Regions from separate parts of the Homo sapiens genome. Here region 1 is linked to region 2. A link is a contact called in ENCODE Hi-C or POLR2A ChIA-PET data. All regions are on one chromosome and are shown on one strand. The core of a region is the stretch at or near the end of the contact, and the rest is flanking DNA. Distances in the headings are between cores, read along the strand shown. Region 1 overlaps JUN-DT (JUN divergent transcript). Region 2 holds the start of HSD52 (a long non-coding RNA gene).

The links. A loop is a pair of places that touch in the nucleus more often than their neighbours do. ChIA-PET counts read pairs that join two places held with the same protein, here RNA polymerase II (POLR2A). Pooled maps may share reads with other maps.
Region 1: a loop to region 2 is called in a map of PC-3, with 2.6 times the contacts of the local background. The contact joins the enhancer-like site here to the promoter of HSD52 in region 2. A Hi-C loop is called at or near these places in 2 of 168 maps with a recorded cell type or tissue (MCF 10A and PC-3), 1 of 37 single-sample maps with no recorded cell type and 6 of 50 pooled maps. POLR2A ChIA-PET finds 5 or more read pairs at or near these places in 2 of 52 experiments (AG04449 and PC-9).

Annotation. Positions count from the first base shown.
Region 1 is chr1:58,846,659-58,853,253 of GRCh38, forward strand. All of the region lies in intron 1 of JUN-DT (JUN divergent transcript), which reads left to right. It overlaps LOC107984961 (a long non-coding RNA gene), which reads right to left. Exons shown (of 2, transcript XR_001738081.2): 2 at 4,301-4,744. Among named protein-coding and RNA genes, the nearest start is that of LINC02777, 54 kb to the right of the region's middle. Within about 2 kb of position 2,598, at least 20 of the 41 ENCODE cell types and tissues checked have a DNase peak (open chromatin) inside an H3K27ac peak, as active enhancers do; they include PC-3 and PC-9, where a contact is called at or near this core.
Region 2 is chr1:59,143,955-59,149,894 of GRCh38, forward strand. HSD52 (a long non-coding RNA gene) reads right to left here and starts at 2,853. Exons shown (of 3, transcript NR_027120.1): 1 at 2,722-2,853. RefSeq lists an enhancer at 2,682-2,741 and a silencer at 2,862-3,011.

The DNA of each region.
Region 1 (6,595 bases), core at 1,348-3,847, 300 kb before region 2:
TGACTCCTTTCTCTCCAAAGAGGGCTCAGAAGTTTTTCTCAGTGTTGCCAATATCAGAAGAGGAGAAGAATGCTCCATGTCACCAAGCATCTACAACCCTAGACTAAGGACTTTCATGCTGTTGTTTAAGAATTACCCTCTGAGCCGGGCCTGGTGGCTCACGCCTGTAATCTCAGCACTTTGGGAGGCTGAGGTGGGCAGATCACCTGAGGTTAGGAGTTCGAGACCAGCCTGGCCAATATGAAGAAACCCCGTTTCTACTAAAAATACAAAATTAGCTGGGTATGGTGGCGCATGCCTGTAATCCCAGCTACTCAGGAGGCTGAGGCAGGAGAATCGCTTGAACCTGGGAGGCGGAGGTCGTGGAGAGCCAAGAACACGCCATTGCACTCCAGCCTGGGCAACAAGAGTAAAACTCCATCTCAAAAAAAAAAAGAGAAAAATTACCCTCTGTAATTTAATTTTCTCCTGGCATCCCCATGGTATAATTCATCGAAATTTTGTTGTGGGGTCCAGAAGGGCTGTATTGGAATCTTGGTTCTTCTACTTGCTAGTTTTGTGACTTTGGGACCCCTCTGAGCCTTGGTTCCTCCTTTGTAACACACTCATCTTACATCATGGTGAGCCAAATCCCATAGAATGACATCTGTACCATGTAGCCCAGTGTCTCATACACATCCAATAAGTGTGGGCTCTCTTTCTTCCCCATCACAGAAACTCACTCTGAACATGCTTCCAATTGTTACCATTGATGATTTATTTATGTTTGAGTCTGGGAAGGTGTTTCTTGAAATCTGATAGCAATGACAATGACAACTGAGTTCATCATATGGAGTGATTACTGTGGACCAGGCACTATCCTAACTGCTTTACTTATATGGTTCTTTATGATAGCTCCATGGGGAAGCAATATTGTTATCCAGTATTGTCAGATGAAGAGACTGAGGCACAGAAAGGTTATAAATCCTGCCTAAGTTTATACAGCTGATAAGTGGGGAGCCAGGGACTCTGGCTCCAGAGTCCCACGGTATTAACAGAGCTTGTCTATTGCCCACACTTCAGCCAGATAGAAGGTCGGGGGAACAGCAGTTAACTAGTAGTGCCATGCCAAGCCACTACAATTTCAACCTGAAGCAAAAGAAACTTGGTCTTCAAGATAGTCTGTGGAGGTCACATTATTGACAAGTATATGATTTCCCATACCTTTTGGAATATTGAAAATACCTCTAGGTACCCTTCTCTCACTGCCTTTACTACTTTCCCAGACCCTTTTGGGTCCACAGGTCTGAGGTTGAAAATCCTAATGTAACCTAAATTTCTCCTGAAAAGGAACTCAGAGAGATCAAGTGAGTTTTTTGCTCCCTTGCCCCATACTGAGATTGTAGTATATGAGGAAAATGGCAGTTATAATAAAAATACTAATTACCACATTTAGAGCCTTGTTTAAATATAGTAAACAATATATTTTTGATCAAAAACAGCCTCTTAAAATTTATCAATAACTTTTTATATAATGGCTTATTTGATGGAAATGGTAATAATGATAATAATAACCATGAACCTACTGAATATGAAATATATTAATAAACCATCTTAAAATGTTATTTACTCTTCACAACAATGAGAAAAATGTGTATTATTTTCTCTGGTTTACAGATGAGGAAGCAGGTTCATATGTTATCTCATTTAATTTTTGTCATAACCCTTGAGGTTGGTTCTCTTACGATCCACAAAACATGAGGAAATTGAAGCTCACAGAGGATAAGACATTTGCTCAAGCTCACACAGCAAATCAGAGGCAGAGCTGGGACTCGAACCCAGATCTTTTTGACTCAAAAGCCTGGATTTTGAATTGCTGTGCTGCAGTTCTCAAAGTAACCCATAATGTAGGCAAATATCATCCCCATTTTGCAATGGGGAAACTGAGGTAGTTAGAGAACTGGCTTACCTAATATTCTCCTAGCTCTACTGTACACTCTGGAGACCAAAATGTTTAGTAGTTGCACATAAGGGCTTTGGAGCTGGCTTGCACTTTGCACAGTGATGGGACCAGGTGAGCTCTCAATAAATGATAGCTGTTGTCATTTTCAGCATGGGAGTTCGGCAGCCCACAACCTGGGCACAGACCTGATACCTGCGTCCTTGACTATCTGTTCTGTTTTTGTGCAGACTTGTGCTTGGACCGCAGGAATTTTCTATCATCTGCATGCAATGCCTACTGATGACACACTATCACAATAAAGGCCACCTGAGTCTATGCAGGGGAAAGCTTCCTTCGTGGGAGGCCTATCTGAATGGATGTGGCCTGCAGGAGGCCCTTGGAGCAGAGGCTCAGCCTCTGACTCACACTGAGCTGTCCCCCATCCGGTTAAGGCCAGCCCAGGAGCCGCCCACCTCTCCTGCACCCGCTGCCTTCTTGGCACAGACCTCTGGCTGCAGCCTTTGGGCTCCAGGCTGCAGAATTACTCACTCGCAGATTCTTCCTTTGGCATCTGCCAGGATCCAGGAAGAGGGCTTTGTAGTCTCTCTGTCTCACTTAGCTTTTTCCCTGCCTCCTTTATCAGTTGAATTGCTAAAGCCAAAGCTGAATTTCTCTCCCATTTCCTCCAAGGACCAGTATCCGGTAGGAATCATCTCTGCACTTGGGAGGCTAGGGAGAAGTCAAACACCAGGTCTGGCTCTTTGCCCCTGGAGGAAGAGTTAGTCACTTGGTTACTGCCGGCTGAAATCGACTGGAGATGTCACAGGGAGAAAATGCTTTCCTATGAGTTAGTGGAGCATGGTCTCCACAAAAATTGCCTTTTTACTGAACAGAGAAAGTGGCAAACTGATGTCCTCTTCACAGAGTTCTGACTTTAGTCCTCTAGCTGCAGCCATTAGCAATTCCTTTCCATCCAGTGCATAGAAGTCACAGGAGGCATGTCACAAAAATGGGGAGTAGGGAGGAGAAAAATTAGATGTGTACACACATGATCTCATTTTGTCACCACAGCAACCTAATTGTCATTATCCTGATTTTTTAAAAGGTAAAACTTGAGGTGGTGAATGCTTGTCCAAGATCATGGAGTTGGTGACTGGCAGAGCCGACATATGGACCCAAGTCCTTTCAATGCCAAATCCACTGTAGGGGAAATGGCCCTTCTGTCTCTTTCTCTCCCTCTGTCTCCCCTTTTCCTCTTGATTCCATGTGTCACCTTCCCCACTCCCAGTCTCGAAGGGGTCAGAGGATTATATGACACAACACAATGCCTTGCATACAGTACTTGCTCAATAAATGCACATTAAATTTGAATTGCTATGCCATGCCTTTTATGAACATTTGCATTTTCAAAAAGGACTCTTAGAAAAGATAATACTTAATACCAAGGACTAAATGGTGAATTTCCAGCACAGGAGATCTCTAGTGGGATGTTTATTTCCTCCATCCCTTCTTCCTCTCCCTCTTCCTTCCTTCCTTCCTTCTTCTCGTGTTCTCTCCTTCAGAACAAACACCAACACTATCCTAACTACTTTATAAATATTTACTTATTTAATCCTCATTACCACTGTGTGATGTAGATACCATTATTGTTAGCAATATCCCATTTTGGAAATAAGTAAATGGGCATAGAGTGGCTTAGTTATCTGCCCAGAAACACACAACTTATAATAGGCAGAGCAGGAGTTTGAAGGTGGGCACTTGGCCTCTTTAACCATTGCTGGTATCCCTGTCCAGGCACAGATAGCTTCCTGGAGCCATTTCCATCTCTCACATGAACTTGACATTGCAATTTACAAGGTTTGTTCAAATAGGGTCTCATTCTATTTGATTCTCACCACCATTTGTGAAGTCTGGACTTTGCTTCCTATTTACAATAGAGAAAGCCCAAGCTTGGAGAATTTAAGTGACTTGCATAAGGTCACACAACTGCTATGTTAGCAGAGCTTGGGAGCCAAACCATTTTATGGTCCCCTAATTTCTATGAATGAAGCTGGTGCTGAAGAATTAGAACTGGCCAGAACAACACTTTGAGCAGGAAGAAAGTGCTCATTGTGATAATTTATTTTTTCTTGAAAGTTGGATAGAGAAAAATATATGTGTGTGTGTGTGTGTGTGTGTGTGTGTGTAATAGTCATAAAAGTATTTCTCAGAACTTGAGGTTTTAATAAAATGTGAAAAACATTTTTACCAGCACCCTCTTTTCCCTCCTGGTTTTTAGGTACTGCATAATTTAAAGAAATGCAATCCATATGTTTGATTATTCATACTTCCATCATCAAAAAATATTGTTGATCCTTTGAGGAGCTTTTGATGTTCTAGAAACCATTTTTTTTTTTTTTTAGGGCAAGGGAGAAGAGAGACTTTTTTTTTTTTTTTTAAAGCATCCTTCCTTTTCCTACTATTTTGTTTCCCTTGAAAAAACATTTTTTGGCATTTGAGTGGGAGATGAACAAGTAGTCACTAGAATAGTCCATTTTTTTCCCCTTTAGGTTTTTAATATAGTGATATGTACAGAAATGCAGTTCTCAACTTTAGGGTTCTCTGATATGGTGGGGAGGGGAGTTAATATTTATGGAATTCTTACCTTGCAGTCACTTTATCTACATCTTCTTAGGTGGTGTTTCTAATACACAGGAAAGAGGTGTCATTGGCTCCATTGTATAGAAGAGGAGAGTGAGGCTCAAAGTCTGGAGAGTTGTACTGCTGGGACACAAACCCAACTTTGCCTGGCCCTGAAGCTGTGGTGTTCATACGTTTCAGCTCCTTCAAGAGAATACAAGGGTGTTTACCATCCTGTGAAGACATTACCTAATTGTATTCAATCACGACCCCTACATCCCTAGCCAGCACCTATGCCACTCCCTTGTAGGAGCTCTTGCTCACCTTTACAGGAAGTGGGAGCTAAGGGTTAGTTCATGCAGCTTAAATGCCACCTCCTCGAGGAGGCTTTCTCAGCCTTCTGCCTAAAAAAGCCCTTCACCTATGCTCCATCACTTAAATCTACTGTAAATGGCAATGTAGCACTTTTCACAAGATGATATTTTTCTCGTTTATCTATTTTTTTCTGTTTATTATCTATCTCCACTCCTTTCTTCTTCCCCCTAGAAGTAGCAGAAATCCCTGACATATAGAAGCCACTTAAGAAATATTTGTTGAAGAAAAGCCTGTCTTATCCATCACTGTATTCTTAGGCTCTGAAACAGACTAGGTATTTAACAATAATACTATCCAATATTTACTGAGCACTTACCATGTACCAAGCATTCTTTGAAGGATTTTACACGTATTTTCTCATATTAACTGCCTCTGAGGTAGTTACAGTTATTATTCCCATTTTACAAATGGGGAAACTGAGGTACAGAAAGGCCAAGATCCTACAGCAAGCAAGAAGTAGAGCTGAGTTTCAAATTCAGACACTCATGACCCCAGGGCTGGGCTCTGAATTACAATTCTAAGTGTTTGATGAATCAGTGAGGGATTGAGAGAACTATAGCTAAGTAGAATATGGAGTTTTGAAGGCATGGAAGAAGCAAGGTGCTAAGTATAGAGGAGATAATTCATCGCAGCTGAAAGAATTTAACTTTTTGGAGAAGTTGACAGTCTTAGGATGGGTAGGATATCAACATGTGCATTTCGGAATTCAGAGTTAGAACAGTGGCTAGGATAGAGAAAGGACAGGTTATGCACAGAAAAGGGAGGGAGGGAGGAAGGAGTGGGAAATGAGGCTGGAAAGGGAGGAGGAGGGCAGAAAGTGGAGGACTTTGAATGTCAGGCCAACAGATGTGGCCTTGATGGTGTGCAGGTAGTGTGCCATGAGGGGTTTCCACACAGAGAAATGCCATGATCAGAACCTCTTGCTTTAGGTGGTTTTGAGCCCTGCATTTATGCTGCATCTACTGTAGTTTGGATGGTGTCTCAATCTTCTCATTTCATCTGCACAGTAATCCCACAAGGTCCAGATTACTATTCCCGTTTTACAGATGACACTGTGGATGTTCAGAGAGTTGAATTTTCCCAAGTATCAGCTATTAACTATTAGAAGTAGGACTTTAATTCCCCTATGCCCGTGCCATTTCCACCACCAGGTAAACACTTCCACAACCCCAGGGAGAAAGGAATGATGCCACTGTACCCATCTCACCTTCCCGAGGGAAAGGAAGATAATTCCCTGGTCGCTTCTCCTTCTCAACCTAGAAGGCTGTTTCCAGGGGAGAGAGTTTCTGATGTGGTGGGAGGAGCCAGAGGATGGGGTAGTTAGGAGTGGGCTGGGGCGTTGGTGGAGAGAGAGCCTTGTAGAGGAGGGGAGGGCTGGAAGAGAGACAGCAAATTGTTTCGGGATGGAATTTTCCAGACAGGGCCTCAGTCAGAGAACAAATGTGCCTTCTGAATTTTCGCTATAATTGTTATTGACCTTTAGTGAAATGATCAAAATTACTGTGCTGTACCCCTCCACCCCTACCCCTTTTTCACAAAATTGTTTTCCCTGACTTTTCAAAAATGAAGTTTGGCAAGCCTAAGCCCTGACAGCCAGCCGACTGTGGGAAAACAATGCACCTCCTTATGGCCCCAAATGGAGCATTTGCAATTAATCCATTGATCTCAGTAGAAAACCCT
Region 2 (5,940 bases), core at 1,603-4,102:
AGAGCAACCAGCCTGTGCAAAGTGCACAAGCACCGAGGCATGAAACAGCAGGGACCTAGGCAGGAAACCATTAGTAGTTCTATCAGGCTGTTTTGCAAGGCTAAGAGCTGCCAGGAGGAAAGACATGCTGCCTACTGGGAATAATGCTTAGGAATGTTCCCCTCAGCCTTTATAGAAATATATGGTGTTCAACAGGCTTTTTATCTCTTTTATCATCCTGAATAACCCCAACAAGTAGGAAAGTCAAATATTAAGACTATTCCTATTTTGGGACTAAGAAAACAGCTTGGAGAAGTTAAATGACTGGTCTAAGATTACACCTCCAGTGTGTAGCAGAGGCCAAACTAGATCCTCTGACTCCTAACTTTAATAATCTGGACACACTGGCACACAAAACATTTTGATGAGTGCTGCTAGTACAAAGAAAAATAAGATTGAGTTCTCAGTTTTCTGCTACAAAGGCAATGATGAGGCAGCTCAGATCTGCAAAGGACTGGATATGAAGCCTTGACAGAAAAGTAACCACCAAGATTAATCAACATGAGTGCAGCACTTCACAGCTTGCAAAGCACATTTACATACAGAATCTTAGTTGACATTTATGGAGACACTGTGGCAGATTGTACAAATAATGTTCTTGTTCCCATTTTTCAGATGAACTAGATATACTAATTGATTTGTTTAAGTCACACAGCCTGTAGGTGATAGATTTAAGACTCAAATTCAAGTCTTTCTAATGCCAAATGTATAATACCCATGGGGGCTGTTAATATAATGGCCAATATTTATTGTGTGATTACTATGTGCTAGTTGCTATGTTAAATGCTTACATGCAACATTTCATTTCCCTTCTACAAATATGCCATGAGGTAGATACCTGCTTTAAAATAAAGAAAATTGAAACTCAAAACAGTTAAGTTCCCATAGCTAGGATGACCAGCCAACCACCACTCAAAGCCCCCTGCTTCTAGCACTATGCAATGTTGTCTCCATTGTCTTTAGTCTAGTCCACCCGAACTAAGGAAAAAAATACTTTGAGCTTTTCACAAAACTTGTGTAAAAGCAGGTACATTTGAGGATAAAAAGTTTAACTATTTTATTCAAAACTCTTTATTCCCTTTGTGAATGGTCCAGTGAAAAAGGCCAAGCTTTCCATGTTACCTGCGAGGAAGGCCCAGAGAGGTCATGAGACCTAATCAATAACACACAGCAGCACCAAATTCCTAGTTCAGTGCTCAAAAGTTTAAACCCCAAAAGCCATTCAACTCCTCCTCCCTCCCCTCTGTCTTCTTTATGACCTGGCCTTGTAGGGTAATGGGAATGAGCATGGAAGACAGTCAAGCTGGGATCTGAATCCTGGACATAGAATTTACCAGTTGTAAGCACTTGGACAAGTTGCTCTTTGTGTCTCAGCCTCAGTTTTCATAGCTATAAAATTGTTATATAACATTGTTTTTTTTTTTTCTTTTTTTTTTTTTTTTTGAGACGGAGTCTCGCTGTGTCGCCCAGGCTGGAGTGCAGTGGCGGGATCTCGGCTCACTGCAAGCTCCACCTCCTGGGTTCACGCCATTCTCCTGCCTCAGCCTCCTGAGTAGCTGGGACTACAGGTGCCCGCCACCACGCCTGGCTAATTTTTTGTATTTTTAGTAGAGACGGAGTTTCACCGTGTTAGCCAGGATGGTCTTGATCTCCTGACCTCGTGATCCGCCCATCTCGGCCTCCCAAAGTGCTGAGATTACAGGCGTGAGCCACCACACCCGGCCTATAACATTGTTATATACTATTATTCAACTTGAGGGGGGAATTGAAAAGGTTAAATGAGGTAATGTCCATCATTCTATGTCATTACTTTGTTTTAATTTCTTCCTAGCATTGAACACTACTTATGATTATTTTATTTGTTCATGAGTTTACTGACTTTCTACCTTTGTCTTTCCATAGCTGTTCTCCAAGTGTCTAGAATTGCAGTGATTAGCACAGTGGCCACTAGCCAATGTGGCTATTAAGCATTTGAAATGTTCCTAGCAGGAACTGAGATGTGCTGGAAGTGTAACATACACACAAAGTTTCAAAGACACAGCATTAAAAAAAAAGTAAATGTAAAATATTTTATTGATAATTTTTATATTGATCACATATTGAAATAATATTTAGGGCATATTGGGTTAAATTATTAAAATTACTTTTACCTATGTCTTTTCACTTTCTTTAATGTGGCTGCTAGAAAATTTAAAATGTCGTATGTAGTTAATATTATTGCCATCGACCAGTGCTAGTCATGAACAATGCTGGCACATACTAGGTGCTCAATAAATAGTTGAACGACTGAATATTTTTCTTTGAATGAGTGAGTGGCACAAAAGTGAAAGTATGTGAATAATAGTTTATCTCAAGTAGGCGACCTCCATAGGATAAAGCTGTCTGCTTTAGGTTAATAAACTAATTCTGGTTGAGGTGTTAATAGCTGATAACAGCTTAACTTGTTGGCATGAGTCAAGGTAAGATGTACATTTTAATTGCAACTCTCTAGAAGTCAGATAAAAGTAGGCTTTTTAATTCTACTGTGAGGTCTTCCAGAAGCAAGGTTCCTTTAGATTAAATTAAAAAAAAAAAAAAAAAGAAGAGGAGGGAGGGGACAAATGCTGAGAATGGGGATGGAACAGAGGATGGAGGGAGATGCGGAGAAACTTCAGAGCGGCAGGTGCCTTCGTTTCCCGTTACCTGCTGAGTCTAGTCCCTTCCAGGGCACACAGTGGGCGCTTAGTAACTGTAGAAAGAAGTCGAACGAAATCGGAAGGGGGAGAGGCAGAGGCCACAATCAAGACACGGAAACGACAGTCAGTCGAGGCAGCAGAGAGGGTTTCACGCGGGCCAGCGGAGGCGCAGGGCAGTTGAGAAGGGAACTTGCCACGGGGCGGAGGGGCCGCGCTCCCCACCAGCGCGGCGCGGGGGCGCTAGGCCAGGGACCGCCGGGCCAGGGACCGCCGGCTGCGAGCAGCGGGAACGGACCTGCCCCGGGTCGCAGCGGTTTTTCCCGGGCGGGGCTGAGGCTGCAGGGAGGCGGGCGTTCCGGCGGAGGGTCACGGCCTCGCCGCCGGGACTTTCCTGGGGTGGAGGTGTGAGCACGTAGGAGCCCTGGCCTTTCCAACTTCCCAGGTCAGACTGGGGCTGGGACCACCCTGCGCGGCCTTGGATGCAGGGAACCAACCCAGTGCTAGTCCGCCCTCGCGGGGACCTGTCCTCTCGCCTGACCTATGAAGTCCGTCCCTGCCTCCAAGGCTCCAACAAAGTCCTTCTTTCCCCCAGAGTAGCAGTTCTCAAACTTGAGTGCATCAGCATCACCCAGAGGCTGTATTCAAACACGTTGCTGGCTCCCTCCACGGTTTCTGATTCTGTGGGTTTAGGGTGGTGATGCTGATTCCTCTGGTCAAAGGACCATCCCTGGAGAGCCACTGCCCTTTAGGTAACGATTTTCCCCTCATTTTTCTTCTGAACTCGGTCAGCACCTTGTTCAGCCTCCCACTGAGCCTGGAACCCTTGACAGCTGGGGAAACAAGTGCGTTGCTGCTAAGCCAGGAGGGCACCTAGGAATCCCAGCTTCCAATCCAGGGCGTTTTCCTCTGCATTCACTGCTTCTTTTACTCTCTTGGGAGCCTATGTGTGGGATCCAGAACAGGGCAGAACCCTGAGTAGTAAACGCTGAACGGGAAGCGAGGTTAGTTAAATCCAACTGCAGGAGAGGAAAAAAGAGTCCTTTTCTTCCGGAGAGGAGAGGGTACACAGAGGATGCCTGTCCACTGACCAAACCTGCCCTGAGCATCACCATTGACGCTTTCGTTCATTCAAAAAACAAAGTTAATTCAGCAGGTGCTCTATGCCAGGCACTGACTTGGTATGGGGGATAATGAAGGAAATAAAACCGAGATCCCTGTCTTTGGAGAACATACTTCCTAATAGGGAGATTAACAGTAAACACAATAAAAGGTAAATCAATGAATATGTTAGAAGGTAGTAACAGTTACAAAAAGAAAAACAAGAGTAGGGTAAAGGAGTGCAATTGGAGTTGCAATTCTAAATAAGATGGGCAGGTAGGCCTTATTGATGAGGTGAGTTAAGATATTAAGCCATAGGATAGCTAGGGGAAGAGCGTTTCCAACAGGGGGAACAGCCAGCGCGAAGGTCCCGAGTCAGGAGCATGCCTGATGTGTTTGAGGCTCATCAAACGGGCCATTGTAACTGGAGTAGGGGCAGGGATGGGGAAGAAGCTGAGTAGGAGATGAGGCCAGAGAGGTAAAAGGGCGGGCAGGAAGATGTTAGAGGTCTGGCCCAGCCATTGTTAAAGGATTGACTTTTACCCTCCAATTTGATTTACTGTTTTGCCCTAATGATTCTTGCCTCGTCCATCTACAAAATCTGCCTCAAAAACAGCCGTTAACCATCCCCTGGCTCACAGCTGGAGCTTGTTTTGAGAATGATACTATTTTCATAAGTTGGTGGGCCCCAACCTCTCAGATTTGGGGCTTGCAAAGGTTGCAATGACCCTTTCTGACCTGCAGATTAGAGAGTTGGTAATTCATATTTGCTTTCAGCATTTTTTTTTAATTTTCTCTCATCATTCCCCATACCTCCTCTGGGTTCTTGTTCCCCTGACGTACCTGCTCCCTGAAGCTTCCCAGATTTCTAGAGCAGCACTGTCCAATCAAAATATGATGTGAGACACATAATTAATTTTAAATTTTCTAGTGGCCACATTTAAAAAAGTAAAAAGAAACAAGTAAATTTAATATTAATTACATATTTGGTTTAACCCAATATACCCAAAATATCATCTCAACGTGTAATCAACATAAAAAATTAACACACTATCATACATATTTTCTTCTATACTGTCTTGAAACCTAGTATGTATTTTACATTTATAGCCCACCTCAATTCAGCCTAGCCACATTTCAAATGTGTCATAGCCTCATGTAGCTAAGGATTACCTGGCCAGCACAGTCCTAGGATACTCATGTTCCTCCCCAACTCCCTCTCCTTAATATAATTTCTGCTTCCAGACTGAGCTGACACTTCCTTCAAGAAGCCTTCCTTGATTTCTCTACTTCCTTCGTATGCCTATGAGAATGAAATGAGTTAATATATGTACATTGCCTAGGATAGGTACTGGCACATAGTAAACAATGGAAGTGTAGCTATCATTATAATACCATTTACTACGGTTGTAATAAACTGATCAGTTGTGTAACTATTACTTCACATTTTTCTCTCCCTGTTATGCTCAATGGTCCACAAGGAGAAAGGACCCTGCCTGCCTGTCTTTTTCGTTGCTCTTTTCTTGGGACCTGGGTCTGGCACAAACAGATGAATATTCAATATAAATGTATTGAATGAATGAATGAATATAAGGAAGTATGCTTGGGGTTAAGCTTAAGCATTCTAATTCTAATGTTGCAATGGATTAAAATCATAATCCTGGATGACAATGGTATCAGATTCCATGTTTATAGAGGTTCAAACTAGATCCTAAAGAGAAATGAAATCTGGTCTCACAAAGGGAAAGAAAAAAAAAAAAGACAAAAACAGGATGGTGTGGCAGAAAGGGCCCAGACTTTGAATTCAGATACACCTGGGTCTGAAGGCCTGCCACCTCACCTACTATTTGTATGGCTTTGGAGATGTTACTCAACTTCTCCAAGTCTCAGTTTTCCCATCTGTAAAATGGGATCTGAGCATCTCGTTGCGTTATGTACCTACATGTACAGTAAGTTTGTAAGTGGCAACAACACAGGCCCTAATCTCGGCTCAGCCACACTCAGTGAGGCTACTTAAGCTTTCTGTACCTACTGTGTGTGTGTGTGTGTGTGTGTGTGCGCGTGTGTATTCTTTTAGTAGTTAATGAGATATGATACTTTACATGTAATATTTTCTTTAATTTTCATT